Regions from separate parts of the Homo sapiens genome. Here regions 2 and 3 are each linked to region 1. The links are chromatin loops, found by intact Hi-C in ENCODE. Cell type or tissue: CD4-positive, alpha-beta T cell. All regions are shown on one strand.

Region 1 (8,000 bases):
CAGCTTCCATTCAACAGCCTCTCATCAGAGTCCAGCTGCTATTCTCTGGGCCAGTAGAATACAGGGTCTCCAGCTGAATCCTCCCCAAGAACAAGCAGACACCTCTCATGTCTATGGTCTATCACAATGATATCATCCACTCAGTGGGATGTATCTTCATGACAAAATCCTGTGAGGCATGACTTTCTTTAGATTCAACCAATAAAGGCTGGGCCCAGTGGCTCACATCTATAATCTCAGCACTTTAGAAGGCCAGGGTGGGAGGATCACTTGAGGCCAGGGGGTCAAGGTGAGCCTGGGCAATGTAGCAAGACCCAATCTCTACAAAAAAGAAAAGAAAAAAAATTAAGCATGGTGACACATGCCTATAGTCCCAGCTACTTGAAAGGCTGGGGCTGGAAGATCACTTGAGCTCAGGATTTCGAGGCTGCAATGAGCCACAATGGTGCAACTGCACTCCAGGCTGGACAACAGAGCAAGGCCCTGTCTCTAAATCAATAAGAAGGTGAATGAAGCTGGGCAAGGTGAAGTGCCTAAGGTCACACAGCTTGTAAGTGCTCGAGCCAGGATCACAAATCAGGGATCCTGACCCTAAGTCCAGGGCCCTATCCCTATGCTGTGGCAGCCTCCTCCGTGGCCCCTCAGCCACTCTTTACCCCAAAGACCTGACTGCTCATAACCTCCCAGGAAGGACTGGCAGGCTGGGCCTTAGCAGCTTCATACACTGCTTATCCCAACCTCTTCCTGCCCGGCGGGGCCTGACATCACCTGCTCCCAATTCCCTGGTCTCCTTGAAGATACTCTCAGGACAAGGGGTCATCACATCTCGGCACAGCTGCTCAGGGGTTCCTAGGGAGGCAGCACTTTGGGTGTGAACCTGCCTGGCAGGTAGCAAAGGAACTGGGCACCAGAGAGCAGGGATCACACCTGGGGGGCCTCTCATGGAGGCCAGCCTTCACCCCCAACTGCCTGGGAGGCCAGTCTCAGCATGCCCTTCAAAATGCTCAGAAGCAAAGTGCTTTAGGCAAGGGACACGCACCTGGAGAGTGTCCACATTGTGCTTTCTTCAGCTGATGACGGCTACGTGGGATTTCATTTTATTACTACATTTTAAACTGCATAGGTGAGATATATTGGTATAAAAGGATAATGATGTATTTCCTTTTATGATATACTTCACAACTTTAAAAAAATGAGAAAAACAGGACCCTGAAATGTATCCTTTTGAAAAGGTACAGTCTAATTTCAAGAGCACTTTTGCTGGACGAGTTTTACTTGGTCTTGGCCTAGGCAGGGTTTCTTAGAATGAAGCAGAGCTGGGAGTAGCACCAGGCATTCCCAGTGGGCACTCTCACTCATCTCTGAAAAGGCAGGATACATATGGAGACATGGTGCCATCTAGACCCTAGATCCCAGAGAGTGCCCAGGTGGTCCTGGCCAGCATAAGAACATAGACCTTTTGGCAGGTAGGCAGAGGTGGGCCACTGGGGAAAGCAGAGAAACTCACCCCCTCATTGTTCCCTCTCAGGCAGGCAATGGGGCCGGGTCCACACCTGGGAACGTCTTGGACGTCTTGACTCAGTACCGAGGCCTGTCCTGGAGGTGAGTGAGGGTGTGGCAAGGCCCCAAAGGCCCCTTCATTGCAGAGCAAGGGAAGCCCCCTGAGTGTTCTAGAAAACAACGCCTTAAGCAGAAGGGTGGGCCATTTTGTTCTTTTCTATGACCAACTTCTAGGTTTAATTTGAAAAAGGTATTCACCAGCCTCCTCAAACCACTACATTGCCCAAAACAGTAGCTGAGCCTTGAGCCAGGAATCCAGGAGAGAAACTACATAAATGTTTGGGCTGGAAATGCTTCTCTGGCTTCCATTTCTCCCTCTGTGATATAATCTCAGAAGGAGGCAGTGGCCTGAGTGATGCACAGATCATTGCCTTTGGAACCAGAGTTGTAGCTGAGCCCTAGCTGCCCAGTTGGATGTAACCTTGGGCAAGTTCCCTAACCTCTCTGAGCTTCTCTCCTCATCTCTGATGCAGAAATAATGCTACTACCTGAGCACTGTCTGAGGGCTAGAAAGAATTTAGGTGTCCAGCACAGTGCTTGACACTAAGTATCTGGTAGTTGGCATTGTTATTATAGGGCCTTTATTTTGCAGATGAGGAAACAAGGCTCAGAGAGGGCAAGTAACCTGACCAAGATCACAGAGCCAGAAGATAAAAGATCAGGAAGCAGAGCAGATGCTTCCTGGCCCCCACCAGTGCATTCCCTTATCCTGTATCACTTTGGGCAGGCTTATTTCTGCTCTGTATGTGATCAAACCTCTGCTGCAAGCCCGGGCAGGTTTGGTGTTTCCTCACCTGGAATCTGGCATCTCTATCTGACACCTGCTTTAACCTGAGTGCCGAGTCTCTGGCATCCTTCCTCACGTTGCAACACAGTTAAACCCAAACATTTGGGGAACCTTTTAGATGCTCCTAGACACCCTTGGCACAGAATGGGGTGGGGGGGTGTGGAAAAGCAGGGAATCCAATCCACTCTGGAATGCTGCATATTTGCATGCCTAGAAACCCTTCTAACTTTGATCACCTTGGAATTTTATTATTGGCTTGGAAGATGGCTGACTCTCTAGAAGACACCTTTTAAAAACGGCTTTTCCAAGCCAAGCAGGAAGAGAAGAGAGAAAAAAATAGGGCCAATAATATTAATGCACGCTGCAGTGGCTAGTTGGAAAGGGGCTGGCAGACGAGGGACTACTTCCCCTTTGAAAGCAGGGGTGCAAGGAACCAACCTACCTCCCCTTCCCCAACATCAGCGAAAATCAGCCGCTGGTTTAAAGCTGGCGTTTTGTTTGGATGTGCTGGCCTATGGGGAGGGGAGTCGTATTCTGGTTTGCTTTTTCCGTTTTTCTACTGAAGTGATGGGGAAAGTGCAAGCTCCAGGCCCCCGGGCTGTTTCTCGGGAGACGGGCGTTTCTGGCTAGTGTCTGAAGGGTCTCGGCGTGGCTGGGATTTTAACCCTTCATTTTCTTTCTTGGACCCACGTTACAGCGTCGGCGGAGATGAGAACATCGGCACCGTTACCACCCTGGCGAGTGAGTACGCGGCGGCGGCCGGGATGTTTGGTTTGGGGCGGCCCCTGCACGCTTCCCGCTCCCCCTGCAGGTGGCGCGGGCCTCGGGAGGAGCCCCGGCTGCAGGAGCCCGCTAAATTCACCAGGGGGCGCTGCCTCCCGAGACTGCCGCCCAGCTCCGCTTCCGACAGTGACGAAAGCCTTAGAGTTGGGGGTGGAACGAGGTTCGGGGCTTGGGGGCCGGGGGCGGGGAGGTGTCAAAAAGAAATTGTGTTTGACCAAAGGAGGAAGAAAGTAAAGCGGGGAAAAAGATCACCTCTTAGGGCAAGTCATTAAAAAGTGATTCAATAATCTGGCATGAGATTAGAGAGAATAAAGAAAAGTGATTCAAGAAAAAAGAAAAAGAAACCCGGTTGTGCGGCGCCTGCCTTTCCCAGCAGATCACCCCCGCGAGAGGCATCGATCCAGGCACCTGGGGCGCAGGCACAGCTGCGCACAGATATTGAATTGCGGGGTTGCTGTAGGAACCGCTGCTATTGCCGCAGGAGGAGATGAAGTTATCTTGTGCAGGCTGTGCAGACACAGCCATTTTGGGACTCAGCACTTTCCTTAATTTACTTTCCATCAACCTGCTCGGAATGATTTCTTTCTCTTTTTTTTTTTTTTTTTTTTTGAGATGGAGTCTCACTCTGTTGCCAGGCTGGAGTGCAGAGTGGCGCCATCTCAGCTCATTGCAACCTCCGCCTCCCTGGTTCAAGCGATTCTCCTGCCTCAGCCTCCCGAGTAGCTGGGACTACAGGCCCCCGCCACCACACCCAGCTAATTTTTGTATTTTTAATAGAGACAGGGTTTCACCATGTTGGCCAGGATGGTCTCGATTTCCTGACTTCGTGATCTGCCCGCCTTGGCCTCCCAAAGTGCTGGGATTACAGGCGGAATGATTTTTTAAAGTCTGATTATATTCCTTGAAGGGTCTGATCTTATCTTTTTAAAATTCTCGCCAGTGCGTACACATCTCCCTGCTTGTTCTTAAAGTATGCAAGCGATACATATTTAAATTGAATTCTTCCCCTGGAATCTTCTGGCTGATAATTTTGCCTGGGAGGAATTTAACTGGTCCCATTTTCATTTACTTTCCTGGTACATAGCCCTTTGTAATATATATTTAGAAGCTAACAACTTGAAGCCACCAAGATTTGGATGAGGGGGACATCATAGCTTAATCTCCACATAGGCAGAGCAGAGCTGAGCAGACTTCACTTTATCTGTTTTGGTTATTTGTAAATCCTGTCGAATTTAGGTAGACAGGGTTCTGTGCCACAAGCACTCCCTGCCTTCTTTATATCTAGGTCTACACACATGAGCTATAAATCAGTTCCTCTATTGCTAGGAGATGGTTCAGGGTGCTTTTGTGAGTGTGATGAACTTGGCTGTGGGATGGCCCAATGTATGCAATAGCTTTCTGGGCTCTTTACTTCCCATGCTCGTATTATGGACAAGATAATTGGATAATATTTGGCTTCACCTCTTTCACCAAAGTAATTTACAAAGGATTGAGACAATGTTACCCCACAGGTGGATGACTCCCCTGACACACTTAGCCCAGAAATGGATTATCCGCTATTTAGACTCTTCTTGCTAGAGATGTGAAGACTATTTGATTATAGGGGCTAGATAATCCAGGGGGAAGTAACTATATGGAAACGTGTTAGAAAACTCATAAGAATGTAAGGGCAGAACAGAATCCCCGTTCAACCCCCTGTTCAATTTAATCCAGCAAATATTCCAGTGCTGAGTGCTTGGAAAATAGGAGAACAGTGCTCCGATGACATCACCAAAGTGTCTTTGGCAGCATGTCTTCCTAAAGACAGACACATGACTAATATTTATAGATGTGTACAAAGCTTAGGGGAAAATAAACATAGAGGCTGTTAACCCTGTCTTCTGAAAAGGAGCGTCAAGAATTAGAATTCGTCAGGTAAGGAAAGGGGAGAGAATGTTCCTGGCAGAGAGAACTGCCTGCACCAGCAAGTCGTTGCCCTATCCAATGTGTGGTTCCTCCCTATGATATTCTTGCTAAGTAGCTGGGTAGACTGTGCTGAGTTCCTTCTACCTCCTAGGGAAGCTGCCACCTCCTAGGACAAACCATTCCACTTTCAAATCGCTCAGGTGATTTCACAGTCCTTTTTTCTCTTGAATAGAAATCGGAGCAATTTCCATTTATTAGTGTAATATCCCCAAACCTCAAGGAATGAGTCCAGTCCATCTGTGCTGAGTAAACCTGCAGCAGTGCTGGGTTCTAGCAGGCACTCTGCTGAATGGGGCCCTAAAGTCCTGGCTGCTACCCGGCCAGTTTCTTTCTCACATCCTAGCAGATTGTGAGACAGCGGGGGCAAGTGTCCTTGTGTTGGAGCTGAGATACTAGCCATTCTCAGCACCTACATGTCTTTGAACAAATCTCCAAGCTTGTCTGAACTTTGTTTTATTTCTAATTCAGTCCATAATCATGTATTGAGCATTATATGAGGCCCTGGGGTATATATAGACCCTGCTCTCAGGATGGCTCAGCCAAGTTGGAAAGATGAAAAAGTGAAAAGTGTGGATCCATATTAGTAAAGGCAATTAGAATGCATGAGATTGCAAAGTTCAACAAAACTGACAAAACTTTAGACTGACAAAAGGGAGGGGAAATGAAAATCAAGAATGAAAGAGGAGATACTACCAACCTTACAGAAATAAAAAGGATTATTAGAGAATACCATGAACAAATTGTATGCCAATAAATCAGATAACTTGGATGAAATGGACAAATTCCTAGAAAGGCACAAACTACTGAAATTGAATCCATAAAAAGTAGAAAATCTGAGGCCAGGCGTGGTGGCTCACGCCTGTAATCCCAGCACTTTGGGAGGCCGAGGCAGGCGGATCACGAGGTCCAGGAGATCGAGACCATCCTAGCTAACACGGTGAAACCCCGTCTCTACTAAAAATATAAAAAAATAGCTAGGTGTGGTGGTGGGCGCCTGTAGTCCCAGCTACTTGGGAGGCTGAGGCAGGAGAATGGCATGAACCCTGGAGGCAGAGCTTGCAGTGAGCCGAGATCACGCCATTGCACTCCAGCCTGGGCAACAGAGCGAGACTCCATCTCAAAAAAAAAAAAAAGAAAGAAAAAAGAAAATCTGAATAGATTTATAACAAGCAAAGAGATTGAATTAATAATTTTAAAACTTCCCACCAAAAAAAGCCCAGACTGTCTCTGACTTCGCTGGTGAATTCTATCAAACATTAGTATCAATTACTAGTTCTTCACAAATTCCTCCCAAAAACAGAAGAGGAAGGAATGCTTCACAACTCATTCTATGAGTTTTACCCTGATAGCAAAATAAGACAAAGACATCACAAGGGAAGAAAAGTATGACCAGTAAGTATTATGAATGTAGACCCAGAAATCCTACACAAAATACTAGCAAACAAAATCCAGCAATATGAAAAAAAAAGTATACCTCATGACTAAGTGGAATTAGCCCAGGAATACAAGGTTAGTTTTCAACCTCAAAATCAATTAATGTAATATTCTATGTCAATAGGATAAAAGACCAAAACCACACATCATGATCATCTCAATGGATCAGAAAAAGCATTTAACAAAAATGTAACACCACTTAATGATAGAAACACTCAACAAAGGCCGGGCGCAGTGGCTCACGCCTGTACTACCAGCACTTTGGGAGGCCTAGGTAGGTGGATCGCTTGAAGTCAGGAGTTAGAGACTAGCCTGGCCAACATTGTGAAACCCTGTCTCCACTAAAAACACAAAAATTAGTTGGGTGTGGTGGCGGGTGCCTGTAATCCCAGCTGCATGGGAGGCTGAGGCATAAGAATAGCTTGAGCCTGGGAGGCAGAGGTTGCAGTGAGCTGATATTGCGCCACTTCACTCCAGCCTGAGTGACAGAGTAAGACTGTCTCTAAATAAATAAAGTAAAAAAATACTGAACAAATTAGGGATAGAAGGAAAATTCCTCATTCTGATAAAGGGTATCTTTTAAGAGCCCACAGCTGACACCATAGGCAATGGTGACAGATGGAATGCTGCCCCCTCTCTCTGATATCAGGAGTAAGACAAGGATGCATGCTCTTGCCACTTTTATTCAACATCACACTGCCCATGGCAGTTAGGCAAGAAAATGAAAGAACAAGTACCAAGATTGGAAATAAAGAAATAAAACCACTTCTATTTAAAGATGAGATGATATTATATAGAGACAATCCCAAGAAATCCACTAAAAATTATTAGAGCTAATGAGTTCAGTGATTGCAAGGTACAAATCAATATACAAAAATCAATTATAATTCTTTATACTAGCAATTAATATGAAAATGAAATTAATTCCATTTACAATAGCATCAAAAATAATGAATAAATTTAACCAAATTTAACCAAAAAAGGGCATCGCTTTTAAGATCACAAAACATTGCTGTAAGAAATTAAAGACCTAAATAAGTAGAAAAACATCTGACACTCATGGATTAGAAGATTTAATATTCTTCATAATACTCCCCACATCAATCTACGGATTCAATGTGATCCCTATCAAAATTCCAGCTAGCTCCTTTGCAGAAATTTGCAAGCTGACCCTAAAATTCATGTGGAAATTCAAGGGACCCAGAATATCCCAAGAAATCTAGAAAAGAACAAATTCAGAGGATTCATACTTACCAATTTCAAAAGTTACTATAAAGCTATAGTAATCAAGACGTGGTACTAGCATGAGGATAGACATATCGAACAGTGGACTAAGATTGAGAGTCAGAAATTAAACTCTCATATTCATGGTTAACTCATTTTCAGCAAGGATGCCAAAACCAATGGGGGAAAGAATCGTCTTTTCAATAAACTGTGCTGAGACAACTAGATAGTTACACACAGAAAAATG
Region 2 (8,000 bases), 630 kb after region 1:
AAGCACTTGGAATGTATGCATTTCATTGAGATGAGTATATACACACTTCTGCTATACTACTGGAACTACTCACGACATTTTTTACAATTGGTGATGAATCAGCACAATTAAAAGCATCTAACCGTCACCTAAAGTGACATTTCAGTTGTCTATGATTTTTTCTTTTTCAAGTAAAGAATGTCTTTCCCCATGCTTAGTCATTACAAATAACTCCTTTATTTCCGTTCCCTCTCCCCTCAAATGGCTCATGTCCACATCAACAAGGCAAGGAAACATCTATGACCCCAACTATGAAACATAGAAGCAGCTAATTCTGACTACATTGAAGCAGAGCACACACAATTTGAAAGAAGCATAAGGAAGTATACAACAAACATGCATAAAAACCTTATGCAACCACATCTGGGCCTTGTATTTATCACTCATTTTTATGATATTTTCTTCTTTCGAAAGAATAGGATGAACCCATGCTCAAAACCTTTCTAAAGCATTTTCAAAATACAGCTTTTTTGGTGGTACTTCAAAATAGGTTGGCACAAAACAAAACGTGACATTTGGTCTCTGGTTTGTGAAGGAGCCATTGCCTCTCTCTCCTCCACGGTCTTAGGGATCCCAAGGAAGAGAAGTGAGTGTGCGACCGAGCTCAGGGCCCAGGCTGGTTCATGCTATTCTTGCTTTTCAGAATGGTATCCTCGTAATGACCAGCTCCAGGGGCAGTAGCGGCTTCTAAGGGCAAGCCCTGTTGCTGGTAGCCGTAATTGACATTCCCACAAGGGAAGTGACGTAGCCTGAACAGAGGTACCTCCTTCATATTGGCAGTCAGCGAAGAGGGCTCTAGGAGCAGTGAGGCCCCCGGAAGTCTCCCAGTTGCAACGTTAGGTGGGACAGTACAGCTTCCCTCCAGCCCCAGGTTACCCCTGTCGTGTGGCTCCTTCTTTGCTATAGGATTATTCTTTTTGGTGGGTTTCTCTGTAAACCAGGAGCCGTACGTTGGGTTCCACAAGCTGGTGGGCTTGTTTCTGGATCCGTGGACCTTGTGCAACTCCGAAGGAGGGTTGGACTGAGAGAATGCCATATTCACGTGTCCCCCTTCCACGGCCGGCCCTCTAGGGACTCGAACAGAGATCTCTGCAGCTGTGGGTTTCTTTGCAGCCTTGCCAGAGGAGGTGGTAGGCAGAGGTGGTGGGGCAGCTGGGCTGCGCTCCTCCTCCCGTTTTGCCTGTTGAGAGACCAGGAGAGGAGGAACCCCCTCAGGGTCCTTGGGCCTCACAGGCACTTTCTCTTCCTCTTCCACAAGTGGACCATATTCTATCGGCAAAGCGGTGTTGATTACATCCGGGTCCTGCCGTAGGGGAAATTATTAAAACTTTGAATCAGAGACAAAAAATGTTGGATCTAGAAGATACCTTAGAGATGATGTTATCTAAACATATTCTACAGATGAGGAAACCAGGATTTATTGAGAATATAGTAACTTACAGGCACTGGGGCATACAAAATGAATGGGAAGTCATCCTTATCCTCAAAGACCTTAGAGGATAAGCGCTATAATGGAAGTGTGTATGGGTGCCTGGGACAGAGTGGAGCAGGAAAAGCTTTGCAGAGGAGGAGACCTTTGGCCAGTTTTTAAAGATTAGTGGATTTAAAAAAAAAATTAAGATTATTATTTGTATTATTCCAGTCTAGTTCCACTAAAATCGTTCCAACTGGAAAAAATAAAAATAAAAGCCTATGTGTTTGACTTCAAGAGTGATGGTGGGGGGCTGGGGGGAGGAGGAGAGGAGACACATGCCATGTTGGCCTACAGGGTTTATTTTTTGATCTCTTCCCAGCTGCTTTCCATTTCCATTTGGGTACTTTACACTTGATTGTAAGTTTTCCTGTGCCACATCATCACATGTGCAGGTACCACAGTGCATGTTTTTGTGTTTGTTTTTTAGAGACAGTCTTGCTCAGTCGCCCAGGCTGGGGTGCCATGGCTCAATCTTGGCTCACTGCAACCTCTGCCTAGTGGGTTCAAGCCATTCTCGTGCCTCAGCCTCCTGAGTAGCTGGGATTACAGGCATGCACCCCACCCCCCCACCCCCCCACCCCCGCTAATTTTTGTGTTTTTAGTAGAGACAAGGTTTCATTCAACATGTTGGCCAGGCTGGTGTCGAACTCCTGACCTCAGGTGAGGCACCTGCCTCGGCCTCCCAGAGTGCTGGGATTACAGGCATTCTTTAACTAGTCTGGATGTGAGGGACCCTTTGCACAACCCAGGAAATGCTGAAGTGCTGTGAGGAAAACCATTTACAAAAACAACTGTGTGCTAGATCATTTTCACAGTAATAGACTGTAACATAGAAGAACAGAAGCAGCTGCCAGAAGTTTAGGGAAAATTTGTGGAAGAAAAATTAAATTTGGAGAAATTAATTAATATTTTATGCAAATTGAGAAAATACCCTCATTACCTGAGTAACAGAAAAACACGAGTGTTCGAGTTTAAAAAATAACTACCTCTGACTCATTAAAACATTCTTTAGTTCCCTCTGTGTTTTAGTAATTTCTATAGTGAATCAATCATTTTAAATATGCTTGTGTAAAACTGCCTTTTAAGAGGGATATTATAGACTATTGAGAAAAATACTCCTAAGAAGGTATATATGTTTAAGTGGGTGTATTCCATTCAGATTACAACAAAATAACCTAATGTCATTAAACAGAGTTCTCTGAAAGAACCTTCAATAACGTGATATAGGAAGTCTATAGATAAAAATGCCAGTTCACTCACGTGAGCTGAAAGGAATAAGAGGATGGAGTAGTGAGGCTGGAAAATGACTACAGTTTGAAAAATGTGTCTGTCTTTAGTCACAATGAAGAGGAGGGGATTTAAAGAAATAGTAGGTAGGCCAGGTGTGGCAGCACTTTGGGAGGCCGAGGCGGGTGGATCACTTGAGGTCAGGAGTTCGAGATCAGCCTGCCAAAATGGTGAAACACCATCTCTACTAAAATTACAAAAAAAATTAGCTGGATATGGTGGCACATGCCTGTAATCCTGGTCACTCAGGAGGCTGAGGGAGGAGAATCGCTTGAACCCGGGAGGTGGAGGCTGCAGTGAGCCAAGATGGCGCCACTGTGCTCCAGCCCGGGCAGTAGAGCGAGACTGCTCCCAAAATTAAATTAAATAAATAGTGGTTTATTGACTCTTCTAAAATATTCTCAGAATTAGATATCCTGGCAGAACGAGAACCAAGAGAGAGGGAAAGAAAGTGAATACAGGGAAGAGGAGAGCATCGGACAGAACAAAGCCCTGAGCAGGCGATTGGTGATACTGGCAGCAAGGCTGGCCTTGAAGGGGAGGAGAGACGGGAAGGCAGGTGGTGAGAAATGGCGGCAGAGGCAGAGAAGTTTGTATCAGAGACAGGGAGGAAATGAGGGCATTCTCTTATGATGATCTCCACCCTCTTGGTGAGGGAGGAAGCATAGCTGTCGGCTGAAAATGAGGGAGAGAAGCAAAAATTTCGAGTCGTTATTGAAGGAATGGGAGAGGGATCTGTAGAGGAACCCACAGGATTGCTAGAAGAATGTTTGACTTGGACAGACTCTTCAGGCCTTAACTCCTCATCTATAAGGTAGGGATATTTTACATTCCCCACTAAGGATAAAACGAAATACGCAAAAAGTGATTTGTGCAGTATGAATGATAGCAAGTATTATTGATGATGTTAAAATTTCTCCAGATTACTTTGAAATTTCATTCCCTTAATCCTCCTGACATATATAGTTGGACATATAATCTATCAATTTTATATGCAATTAATTACTTCACATGTTGTTATTTCTCCAGCCAGGCTCTAAACTATTTGAGAGCAGATGTGTTCCATACGTCTGTGAAGCTTCAATTTTGGCTACTAAAACATTAGGTCCCCAGTAGGGACTTGATAAATTCTCGTGGACTGGATTGATTCCCCAGTTTTTACTGTGTGTCTGGCACTGTGCTGTGTGCTGGTGAAGTTACTAATATTTATTTTACAAAATGGGCAAATGGAGACACCAGTCATTTCATTTTAGAGAAAATTAATTTTCACTATTTTGATCATAAATCTTGTACTCTGACTGGCTTGACCTATTTCATATTTCGGTATTTGCCATCTTTAAGACTGTTTCATATAGAGTAAATGTTGACCAAAGGGAGAAAATGTTTTACCTGGGTGCAGTATTCAATCCTCTCCAAAATGATGGCAAAGTTGGGCCTGTCTTCAGGCTGATGTTGCCAGCACTGAGTCATTATCCGGTATCTAAAAGAAGAAGCACATTAATTAAAATAAGGAGAAGCACAATGATGAAAAATATATTTTCTTCCAGCCCCAGGGTTGCAACGAATACGTTGAGGGTGCGAACTCGTCTAGGCCCCGTGTACTTGGCCTATGCTGCCCCCTGCTGATTGGTCAAGGAAGAGTGCGCAGGTGTAAAGGTATCTAACACAGACATCCTGATGTTTATGTTAACCACGGCTGCTGTCACTCCATTCCTGAGTTAAAGCCACTTTGGGGACAGAATATTCCAATTATATTTCCCATCCACGTTGCTTGTGGGAAGGAAGTGAGGGGTGCCAGGCAGGGCAGGAGACATTGCAGGGAATGGAAATCTTTAAAGTAGACACAGACATACGGTGTAGGGCAGCAGGGACTGGGCCTGGGACACACATTCCCAGCAGGAGCTTGGGGAATGTAGGCCTGGTGAGTCCACAGCCTGTAGCCAGACAATGGATACTTTTTCTGGGATGGCATCCTTGCTTTTGAGGGCCTGGGAGACGCATCCATCTCACTGAAGTCGCAGTCACATTCGCATCTTGGGGCATATTAAAGGGAGGGCAGCCATCTGCCCCTTCATCTTAAAGAAGCATATGTGGCTCTGGATATTTTTTGAAAAGAAAAACTGCTTAGTAACTAGCAGAAGTGTTCCTAAAAGAGTCATACACAGGCCCAGGGCAGTTCTTGGGTGGGTCCATCCGGCCTCCACTGGTGACAAACTCCAGAACTTCCTGGTTGCTTTTGCTGGGGTATGGCATATATCCAAGAGAAAAGATTTCCCATAGCAGCACTCCAAAGGACCTGGGCATGGGACAGAGGACATGGAGATGGATATAGACACACCCACCCACATTCACACACACACACAGGCACACAGACATACAATTTCAACCTTTTTTTCCCCCATTATACCCTTTTCCATAACATAGAACTCTTAAAATGTAGAAAAATTTAAAAAATAAGAAAATACTACACATGATGCTCCCTTAAAAGACAACCCCTGTTGATTTTTAAGTCGTTTCTGTGCTGAGATTTTTTTTCACTTATTTGCAGTTATATTCAATATGCAATTTTGAACCTTGACTTTTCTGCACATTTCATTATATCATAAACATTTTCCATGCCAGTCCATTTCATAAATAACATTTGGAATGGCTAATGGCTGTAAAACATTCCATTGAGTAGTTGGTTTGCCTTATCATTTCCACATTGTTTTCAGTTTTCAAAATATTTAAAATACTATAATGAACATCTTTGTGCATTTTTTAAAAGGAAGATTTCCTTAAGATAAAGTCTCTGAATTACTAGATTAGGATGTCCAGCCAGCTGATTTCATAGTCTCTTACAGTTCTCTGAGCTTCAGTTTCATCTATCAGATGCCCACTCATCAACTTCACTGGCCTATTTTAATAGGCAACTCAAATTTAACATGCCCAAATGGAACTCTTTCTGTACACACATCATCTCCTTTATTCTTTTCCAACTCATCAGCACCTCTGGTTATACATTTGCTCAAGCCCAAAACCTAGGAGTCATCCTTGATTCCATTCTCCCACACCCCTCCACTTCCCATCCAACAGTCAGCAGTCCTATAACTTTCAAGATAGATCTTGAATCCAGATAGGATAATCTAGTAATTCAGGGTAATTACTGAATTAAAATGTAGGCTAATTCTAGTAAAATAACTAGATCAAAAGACTATGAATATTGACAAATTCTTGGTGCATATTATTTGGTTTCCAAATGTGTTACTCTGTTCATCTACCAGCACCATGTAAAAGCGTGGTAGACACACTCACCAGCATTGAGTATTCTTAATAATAATGACAACTTTTGCTGATTTTAAGGGAAAAAATGGTAGAATATTTTAAATTATGTTTATTGACTTGATAATTCACATGGTTGGATGTTTTCCCAAGTGTTTATTAATTCATTTCACTTTTTTTTCCTATGAATTGCCCATTTTTATCTGCTGGGACAAATTGGTATCTATCAATCAATTTTCTTTTTGATTTGTAGGCACTCTTTATATGTCAGAGATGTTAACCTTTTATAAAAAATTCAAATACTTTTATTAGTTGTTTTCTTTTTTTTTTTTTATGTAGTCTCACTCTGTTACTCAGGCTGGAGTGCAGTGGTGCCATCTTGGCTCACTGCAACCTCCACCTTCCAGGTTCAAGTGATTCGCCTGCCTCAGCCTCCCAAGTAGCTGGGATTACAGGCGCCCACCACAACACCTGGCTAATTTTTGTATTTTTAGTAGAGACAGGGTTTCGTCATGTTGGCCAGGCTGGTCTTGAACTCCTGATCTCAGGTGATCCACCCACCTCGGCCTCCCAAAGTGCTGGGATTACAGATGTGAAACACCGCACCTGGCCTTAGTTGCTTTCTAATGCTACTTTTTAGCATACCAAAGAAAGATTTTTATTTTTAGATAGTCAAACCTATTTTTTTAATGTCATGATTTCCTTTATTTTATAGTTATACAATCTTCCCTTCACCAAAGATTAGATAAATATTTGCTATCTTCTTCTAGTTGTGTTTGTTTTTGCTCTCTTCTTAAATCTAGTTGGAATTTAATTTGGTGTCTAGTGTGAGGTAAGGACCTAAATTGATTTGCTTTTCAAATAACTACTCTTCCAACACTATGCATAAGATAATTTCCTCCTTACCCATTGACTCACGATTAAAAACAGGTCTGTTTCTGGCTATATTTTCACTTCATCTATTTGTCTGCTTCTTGCATTGATACCATTCTATTTTACTTTCTGTGTATTTGTCTTAAATCTGAAAAGGCATTTTTCTCTATTTCTCTTTAAAAAATATTTGATTTCTCATTTGTTTTTTTAAAAGCTTTATGAGATGAATTCTTCGTGTTCTAAAAGAATCACCTTTGATATTTTGATTAAAACTTTAAACCACTACCTAATGATCAGCTTTTTGACAAAGACTATCTTTTAGTGTGATTGTAGTTTTCTGAGGTTAGCAAATATTACCACAAAAATTGTAGAGAACAATAGTTCCTTCATCTTCTAAGAAACATGGGGTGCTTTTATTGTCATCATCTGTGTGAAATTTCAAAGACTCTTGTGAGAAGGATTGGGCAAAGATATTTTCCCTATTTTTCAGGTGAGAAGGTTGAAGCACAGGTTATTATACAACTAATCCGAGACAGACTGGAATACATTATTAGATCTCTTGATTTTGCTACTTACAAATTGCCTGGCACATATATTATTCCTTTCTGTTTGGAGATCTCTTGATTTTGCTACTTACAAATTGCCTGGCACATATATTATTCCTTTCTGTTTGGTGATCTTACTTCCCTTCAAGGCAAAACTAACTAGGCAAAATCAAATGAACAAGAAACTGGCAGTAAGGCCTAAAGAATTATAGCTATATGTTTTCTGTTTTTCTAGATAGATATAGGTTATAGCATCCTTTGAGAGCACTAATAGAACTGCACATGAATATTTATTTTCTTAGTTTAGAGTTCAAGGGAGCAAGAAGTAGTATTGGTCATAGAACTTTGACAATTTTGAATAAGTAGGATTTTCATATTTGCAAACAATACCAGATACCTAGTTAAATTTGAGTTCCAGATAAGCAACACATAGTTTTTTTAGTATATGTATGCTCCAATATTTATACTAAAAAACTATTTGCTGTGCATCTGAAATTCAATTTCACTGACCATTTTGTATT
Region 3 (8,000 bases), 250 kb after region 1:
GGAAAAACAGATTTTTCTAGATTACATTCTGACAACTATTAATGTATTTTGAGATTATATATTTTAGCCCTTTAGAATTGAAATATTTTACCTACTTTCTAGATGTTATTATTTTTAACAATGTGTTTGTTTGTTGATCTTTTTATCCTAATAGTTTTTTCAAAATGTTAATTATAAATAATGAATTATGAATCCTTTTTATATAGACATTTTCATATGTATTTGAGTAATAGAAAGTGGAATAGAGATAAATAGGAGAGAAGAATGCAAAACTAAAAATACTGTTGGATATTCAGTAAACCAAACACTTCTACCATTCTCCAATCTGAGCCATATGTTAAGGCAAATCAGATGGCTTGATGAAGGATAAAGCAGTAGTTTTTCGTACAGTCTTTGCAATGGTAAATACACCAAAGAACTGAAAACTCCACCTTAGGCAACACTGGTTCATTCATTTTTGTTTTATTTCTAAGCACCATGTATAATCTCTTGACATAGAAATTAATTCTTCAAAAGGAAACATTCTGTTTTTAAAAGACAAGTTATAGCTATCTTTTGTTGTAGATGACGATTTAATTCAAGATTTCTTGTGGATGGACTGCTGCTGTAAAATTGCAGACAAGGTAAATTTGGTAACAGTATAACAATTAACCAGCATTATAATGTAACTGAACCATTAGAGCTTTAATGAGACCTTATAAGAATTTTCTATCTTATTAGTTATGATTAAGAAAAGAGCTAGTGGCCAGGTGCAGTGGCTCACACCTGTAATCCCAAAACTTTGGGAGGCTGAGGTGGGTGGATCACTTGAAGCCAGGAGTTGGAGACCAGCCTGGGCAACATAGTGAGACCCCCATCTCTAAAAAATTTAAAAATTAGCCAAGTGTGGTGGCATGCACCTGTAGTTCCAGCCACCCAGCTGAGGTGGGAGGATCACTTGAACCCAGAAGTTGGAGGATACAGTGAGCTTTGATCAATTGTGCCACTGCATTCCAGCTTGGACAATAGAGCAAGACTCTGTCTCTAAACAAATTAATTAAATTTAAAAATTAAAAAAATAAGAGCTAGCCTGCACTGCTCCTTCAAAGCAGAAGCTTTACACATGAATTTCTGGAATTAGCATATAGCATAGATTCAGTCTATACTTAAGGAATTGTAGAATATTATTGATTACATTTAAATGACCTTAAATTTGTATTTGATTGAAAACAGAAATCAAAACAGGTGTGGCAGCTCATGCCTGTAATCCCAACACTGTGGAAGGCCAAGGCGAGAGGATCACTTAAGCCCAGGAGTTCCAAGACCAGCCTTGGCAACATAGGGAGACCTGGTCTCTTAAAAAAAAAAAAAAAAAAAAAAAAAAAAAATATATATATATATATATATATATATATATATATATATATATATATATATATATTTTATCCTGAGGCAGGAGGATTGCTTGAGCCAGGGAGATCAAGGCTGCAGTGAGCTGTGGTACCACCACTGCACTCCAGCCTGGGTGACAGAGCCAGACCCTGTCTCAAAAACGAACAAAAACCAAAGAACCACAAACAGAAAATCAGTATAGACTTAATACATTTTGATCAGTTATTACCTTTTATCAGGCTGTGGAGAAAAAATATTCTGAGATTTACTTTACTAAGGTAGTCTGCATTTTAGTATTTTGTAAGTCAGAGAAAACAAATCTCAGTAATTTGTAGGGTAAAATTAGTTTAACATGTTGTTTAGGAATCAGTGTTTCATAAAAGAATGTCTGACTTACACACTGGGAGCAGCGATGTTTCTATATTCTTTAGATTTTGTTGAATGGTTAAAATTTCAGCTTTGTCGCTCATACCTGTGATCCTAGCGCTTGGGATGCTGAGGCGGGCAGATCACCTGAAGTCAGGAGTTCAAGACCAGCCTGGCCAACATGGAGAAACCCTGTCTCTACTAAAAATACAAAAATTAGCCAGGTGTGGTGGTGCGCACCCATAGTCCCAGCTACTCGGGAGGCTGAGACAGGAGAATTGCTTGATCCCAGAAGGCAGAGGTTGCAGTGAGCCGAGACCGAGCCACTGCACTCCAGCCTGGGCGACAGATCGAGACTCTGTCTCAAAAAAATAATAATAATAAAATAAAATTTCAGCTTTGTATTTTTCAATTTTTTTCTTTTAGAAAAATATTTCTCGTGCTAAGAATTTTCAGCTTTGTAAATGCCATTTTGTACCAAGCAGTCATATTTGAAAATTAAGCGTGACTTTACATCACTACTAGCCAACAGTAAAGGGAATGAGTGGAAGGTTAGCTTGTGATTAAATACAAAGTACTGGGGTGAAGATTTTTATTTAAGCTTAAGATGACAGGGATACACTAGAAGAAGGTTTATAAAATTTTTTAAATTTCATTTTGGAAAATTTAAAACATACACAATTTGAAGTAAATAGAATAGAACAAAGAGCCTCCATATGCATCTCATCTAGCTACAATAGATCAACTGTGGCTGTTCTTGTTTCTTCTAATGCCTCTCACCAAAAACGATTATTTTGAAGCTGATCCCAGACATCCTAACATTTTATCCATAAATATTTCACAATATATCACTAAAAGTTAAGAGCTGTTTTAAAACAATTACAATGTCATAGAACTTTTAAAATTAACAGTAATGCTGTAATATCAAATATACAATTCATGTGGAGTTATGATGTGATTTTTTTTTTTTCTTTTTCTTTTTTTTTTTTTTTTTTTTGAGATGGAGTCTCACTCTGTCATCCAGGCTGGAGTGCAGTGGCGTGATCTCAGCTCACTGCAACCTCCGCCTCCCGGGTTCAAGCAATTCTCCTGCCTCAGCCTCCCAAATGTCTGGGATTACAGGCATGTGCCACCACGCCCGGCTAATTTTTCTGTATTTTTAGTAGAGATGGGGGTTTTACCATATTGGCCAGCCTGGTCTTGAACTCCTGACCTTGTGATCCACCCGCCTCGACCTCCCAAAGTGCTGGGATTACAGGTGTGAGCCACTGCGCCCGTCAGGAAGTTTTAAACTTTATGGTTTTAAGGTGCAGTAAAGTTGTTGTGCAGAAGGGGGCAGTGTTGGAAAAGTAACTACCTGGAGTACTGTCTTAACACGATCTCAAGAGTACTTTACTGGAAGTTACTGTGAAAACTTGGTATCACCTTTGTGGCAAATCCTGTTACAATAGGATGAATAAATGTCTTACGAGAGATAATCTGATACATTATTATAACTTGTTTTTAATTTGAACAGACAGAACCTGGCATATGTGCTAATAATCAGGCTAGAGATGTATCTTTCTAATAATACATTTAAAACACATTCTCCCCATGAAAATACAGCCATGTTATTCTAATTTCTGAAGTCATTTGGAAATCATTTTAAAAAGTTATTTTAAAAAGTGAGTATGGATGTCTGTAACTAAAAGGGTTTAGAAAAATTATATATACACATACATACACACAAATAGAGATAGCAAACATGGCAAATTTGGTGCATCTAAGTGAGGATGCATGGCTGTTCATTTTGCTGTTATTTCAGTTTCTGTATAGGTTTGAAATTTAAATTAGATAAAAGTGGGATTTTAGCTCAAACTATTGGCAATAATAAAATTTAGGAGTCCATTCTAGTTTATAATGATATAATAAATAGTCAAGAATTACTTTTCACTGTTCACATGGTGGATTACAGGAATCCAAAAATTAAGTACACAATTCTATAATAAGTAACACTTTATTGTTTTAGCTTATTCATCAGAAAATTTTAAAGTTAACTATTTTAAAGCAGTTTTATTTATGAAAGCAAAACATTAATATTAATTTTTAACTTTTTTCCTTATAGTATCTTTTGGCTATGACCTTTGTTTATTTCAAGAGGGCTAAATTTACTATAAGTGAGCATACCAGGATAAATTTCTTTATTGCTCTGTAAGTATACTTTCTACTAAGTGATTGTTGTGTTATCTATTATATACATTACACCTTATTTAAAACAGAGGCTATTTAAAACCTTATGTATATCTTTGAATAGGCCTTCCTGTATAAATGCTGTATGTTTTTTACTTTAATAGGATATTTTTATGTTTTTTTCACTTATCATGCTATATGCCTAAGATTTCCTTTTTTATTTATTTATTTATTTTTGAGAAGGAATCTCGCTGTGTTGCCAGGCTGGAGTGCAGTGGCACAATCCTGACTCACTGCAACCTCTGACTCCCTGGTTCAAGTGATTATCCTGCCTCAGCCTCCCAAGTAGCTGAGATTACAGCCACGTGCCACCACGCTCAGCTAATTTTTGTATTTTTAGTAGAGACGGGGTTTCACCATGTTGGCCAGGATGGTCTTGATCTCCTGACCTCGTGATCTGCCCGCCTCGGCCTTCCAAGGTGCTGGGATTACAGGTGTGAGCCACTGCGCCTGGCCAAGATTTCTTGGAGTATTCCTCTTCAATTTGTATTGCATGTTTTACATTTTTCAGAATGCTTCCATATAAATTATCCCAAATTCTCCTCTTTGTGACTTAGATATTTTTTAAAACCAGAATATTCTCTGAAATTTTCAATTAATATATAGTAAAAATCACCATCATCATTGCCCTTTTACATTGAACAACTTGTGGAAAATGCTCTAAACATAGTCTTTGTGGACCTATATCTATAACATAGTCATTATTCGTATTTGATACCATTGGTATTCACTGGCTCTTTTACTAAACACACTGAGCTGTGACAAAGGAATACAGTTGTTTTCCAGTTCTTCCACTGACTTTAGTTTATATTCATTGTGATCTGTGAAATGGTTTTCCAATCTATAGGTCAGAATACATTTGGAATTTGCATTATTTAAGAATATGTTTCTGGCCAGGCACGGTGGCTCACGCCTGTAATCCCAACACTTTGGGAGGCCGAGGCGGGTGGATCATCTGAGGTCAGGAGTTCGATACCAGCCTGGCCAACATGGTTGAAAGCCTGTCTCTACTAAAAATACACAAGTTAGCTGGGCGTGGTGGTGGGCACCTATAATCCCAGCTACTCGGTAGGCTGAGGCAGGAGAATCGCTTGAACCCGGGAGGTGGAGGTTGCAGTGAGCCGAAATCACACCACTGCACTCCAGCCTGGGAGACAGAGCAAGACTCCGTCTCAGGAAAGAAAAAAAAAAAAAGAGTATATTTCCTTTTCTACCCTATAGCTGGATATAATGCTGTAGTTGGGAATGCATGAATATATATATATATATATATATATATATATATATATATATATAAAATTTTTTTTTTTTTTTGAGATGGAGTCTCACTCTGTCACCCAGGCTGGAGTGCAGTGGCGTGATCTTGGCTCACTGCAACCTCTGCCTCCCGGGTTCAAGCAATTCTCCTGCCTCAGCTTCCCAAGTAGCTGGGATTACAGGCTCCCACCACCACGCCCAACTAATTTTTTGTGTTTTTAGTAGAGATGAGGTTTTACCACGTTGGCCAGGCTGGTCTCGAACTCCTGACCTCAAGTGATCCGCCTGCCTCAGCCTCCCAAAGTGCTAGGATTACAGGCGTGAGCCACCGCGCCCAGCCATATGAATATAATTTTAAGTGTTTACCTAGAGAACACATATAAAAAATATTTAAGTTGAATACCACAATAGCTGTCAGCACTGAAGGTAAAGTTTTTACTCAAAGTGTATTTAATTCAGAATCAAAGAGTTATTAAAGAAATAGGACTAGGCTGGGTACAGTGGCTTACGCCTGTAATCCCAGCACTTTGGGAGGCTGGGGCGGAAGGATTGCTTCAGGCTGGAAGTCCAAGACCAGCCTGGACAACATAGTAAGTCTCTACACAAATAAAAATAAAAAAATTAGCCAGGCATGGTGGCATGTGCCTGTAGTGCCAGCTACTTGGGAGGCTGAGATGAAGAGGATCACTTGAGCCCAGGAGTTCAAGGCTGCAGTGAGCTATGATCACCACTATACTCCAGCCTGGGCAACAGAGCAAGATGCTGTCAGGAGAAAAAAAAAAAAACAAAAAAAAAAAACAGGACTAGAAGAAACTGATTTCTTTTTTCTTTTTCTTTTCTTTCTTTCTTTTTTTTTTTGTGACAGAGTCTCTCTCTGTTGCCCAGGCTGGAGTGCAGTGGCATTATCTCAGCTTGCTGCAACCTCCACCTCCCAGGTTCAAGCAATTCTCCTGCCTCAGCCTCCTGAATAGCTGGAACTACAGGCGCATGCCACCACGCCCGGCTAATTTTTTTTTGTATTTTTAGTAGAGATGGGGTTTCACTGTGTTAGCCAGGATGGTCTTGATCTCCTGACCTCATGATACACCTGCTTCGGCCTCCCAAAGTGCTAGGATTACAGGCGTGAGCCACCGCGCCCAGCCAAAGAAACTGATTTCTACTTGTATTCAGGAGATATATTTTCCAGTGCACAGGGAAAAATGAACTCAAAATTTAGGATGATTGCTAAATATAATAGTATTAGGTAATACTGAGTACTATGTGCAAGGCACCACAAAAAATTTTAATGTAGTATTAACTCATTTAATTTTCCCTATGAAATAAATTTTTTATTATCCCCATTTTACAGATGAGGAAACTGAGAGGAAGATTAAGTACTTTCTAAGAACAAACAAGTTAGTAAGCAGCAAAGCAGGGGCACAAACTCAGGAGTGGTTATCAATGACCAAATTCAGCCATCAACCACTAAGTTAAATTGCTGTTTATATATCTCAGTATTGTATTGTATCTATGTTGATGCAATATTTATTTTGTGTTTTTTTTTTACCTGAGAATTAAAAACAAACCAAAAGAAGCTTTAGTTTAAATCTTACTAGATGCCTGAAATTGAATTCGTTTAACTTGTTTTATAAAGTTATTACCAGTAGAGCACTATTGAGTTTATGCAATACAATTATCTGTAAGGTTGTACTGCATGTTGTATTATGTAAGCTCCATATTAAAAATAACATGAATTATAATTTCCATTTTAAGACTAATCATACTTTTTGTATGGCCTCAATAGTTCTCCTCGTTAAATATTTTCTCAGCCATAGTTCTAAAGCTCAAGTTCTTTTCCTTTCTATACAGTCTTATAATGTTTCCTTTCTATGTATTCTTATAAGACTCTGAACTTCTATTATCATTCTTCCACATTACCTTTCACAATTATTTGTTTCATGCTTACTTGCCTTCTTTACTTAATTGTAGGCTCCTTATGGGCAAGGAACATATAACATTTTATTTCATCTTTCAATTACTAACATATAGGAGGTTCTTAATTTTTTTTTTGAGACAGGGTCTCACTCTGTCACCCAGGCTGGAGTGCAGCAGCATGATCTTGGCTCACTGCAACCTCTACCTCTAGGGTTAAAGTGATCTTCTTGCCTCAGCCTCCTGAGTAGCTGGGACCACAGGCACATAGCACGACACCCGGCTAATTTTTTATTTTTTATTTTTTTTTAAAGATGGAGTTTTGCCATGTTGCCCAGACTGGTCTCAAACTCCTGACTTCAAGCCATCCTTCCCAAAGTGCTGGAATTACAGGCATGAGCTGCACACCTGGCCTTCTGGCTGCTTTTAAGACCTCTTTTTCTTTGGTGTTTGGCACTGGTTTCTTTTTAATAACTTACTTGGGATTTGGTAACCTTTCTGAAGATTAAGGATTGATGTTTTTCGTTTTTGTTTTTTGAGATGGAGTCTTGCTCTGTCACCCAGGCTGGAGTGCATTGGCACCATCTTGGCTCACTGCAACCTCTGCCACCCAGGTTTAAGCAATCCTTCCACCTCAATCTCCCAAGTAGCTGGGACTACAGGCACAGACCACCATGCCTGGTTAACTTTTGTATTTTTAGTAGAGACAGGGTTTCACCATATTGGCCAAGCTGGCCTCAAACTCCTGACCTCAGGTAATCCACCCGCCTAAGCCTCCCAAAGTACTGGGATTACAGACGTGAGCCACTGAGCCTGGCCTGAAGATTGATGCCTTTCAACAGACAACTCAGAAAATTCTATCCACT

What was found. A loop is a pair of places that touch in the nucleus more often than their neighbours do. Peaks named below come from ENCODE experiments on the same cell type or tissue, not always from the same donor. Only the 100,000 strongest peaks of a DNase experiment are listed, where the experiment ranks them.
Region 2: a loop joins it to region 1, with 4 times the contacts of the local background. A loop is called at or near these places in 7 of 110 quality-filtered maps.
Region 3: it touches region 1 in a loop (8-fold over the local background); 18 of 110 quality-filtered maps call a loop at or near these places.

Annotation. Positions count from the first base shown.
Region 1 is chr2:28,563,752-28,571,751 of GRCh38, forward strand. PLB1 (phospholipase B1) reads left to right here. Exons shown (of 58, transcript NM_153021.5): 19 at 1,529-1,602; 20 at 3,045-3,088. Among named protein-coding and RNA genes, the nearest start is that of PLB1, 72 kb to the left of the region's middle. RefSeq lists silencers at 3,065-3,124, 3,165-3,224. In CD4-positive, alpha-beta T cell, CTCF peaks have their summits at 3,173 and 3,376; DNase peaks (open chromatin) are centred at 3,200 and 3,530; H3K4me3 peaks cover 1,208 bases; H3K27ac peaks cover 341 bases.
Region 2 is chr2:29,192,581-29,200,580 of GRCh38, forward strand. ALK (ALK receptor tyrosine kinase) reads right to left here. Exons shown (of 29, transcript NM_004304.5): 27 at 4,962-5,096; 28 at 4,190-4,280; 29 at 194-1,342. The coding sequence ends at 644. Among named protein-coding and RNA genes, the nearest start is that of CLIP4, 81 kb to the left of the region's middle. In CD4-positive, alpha-beta T cell, CTCF peaks have their summits at 4,415 (motif pointing left) and 4,622; a DNase peak (open chromatin) is centred at 4,411.
Region 3 is chr2:28,818,484-28,826,483 of GRCh38, forward strand. It overlaps SPDYA (speedy/RINGO cell cycle regulator family member A), which reads left to right. Exons shown (of 8, transcript NM_182756.4): 4 at 565-623; 5 at 3,842-3,927. Among named protein-coding and RNA genes, the nearest start is that of SPDYA, 12 kb to the left of the region's middle. In CD4-positive, alpha-beta T cell, a CTCF peak has its summit at 3,061 (motif pointing right); a DNase peak (open chromatin) is centred at 3,068.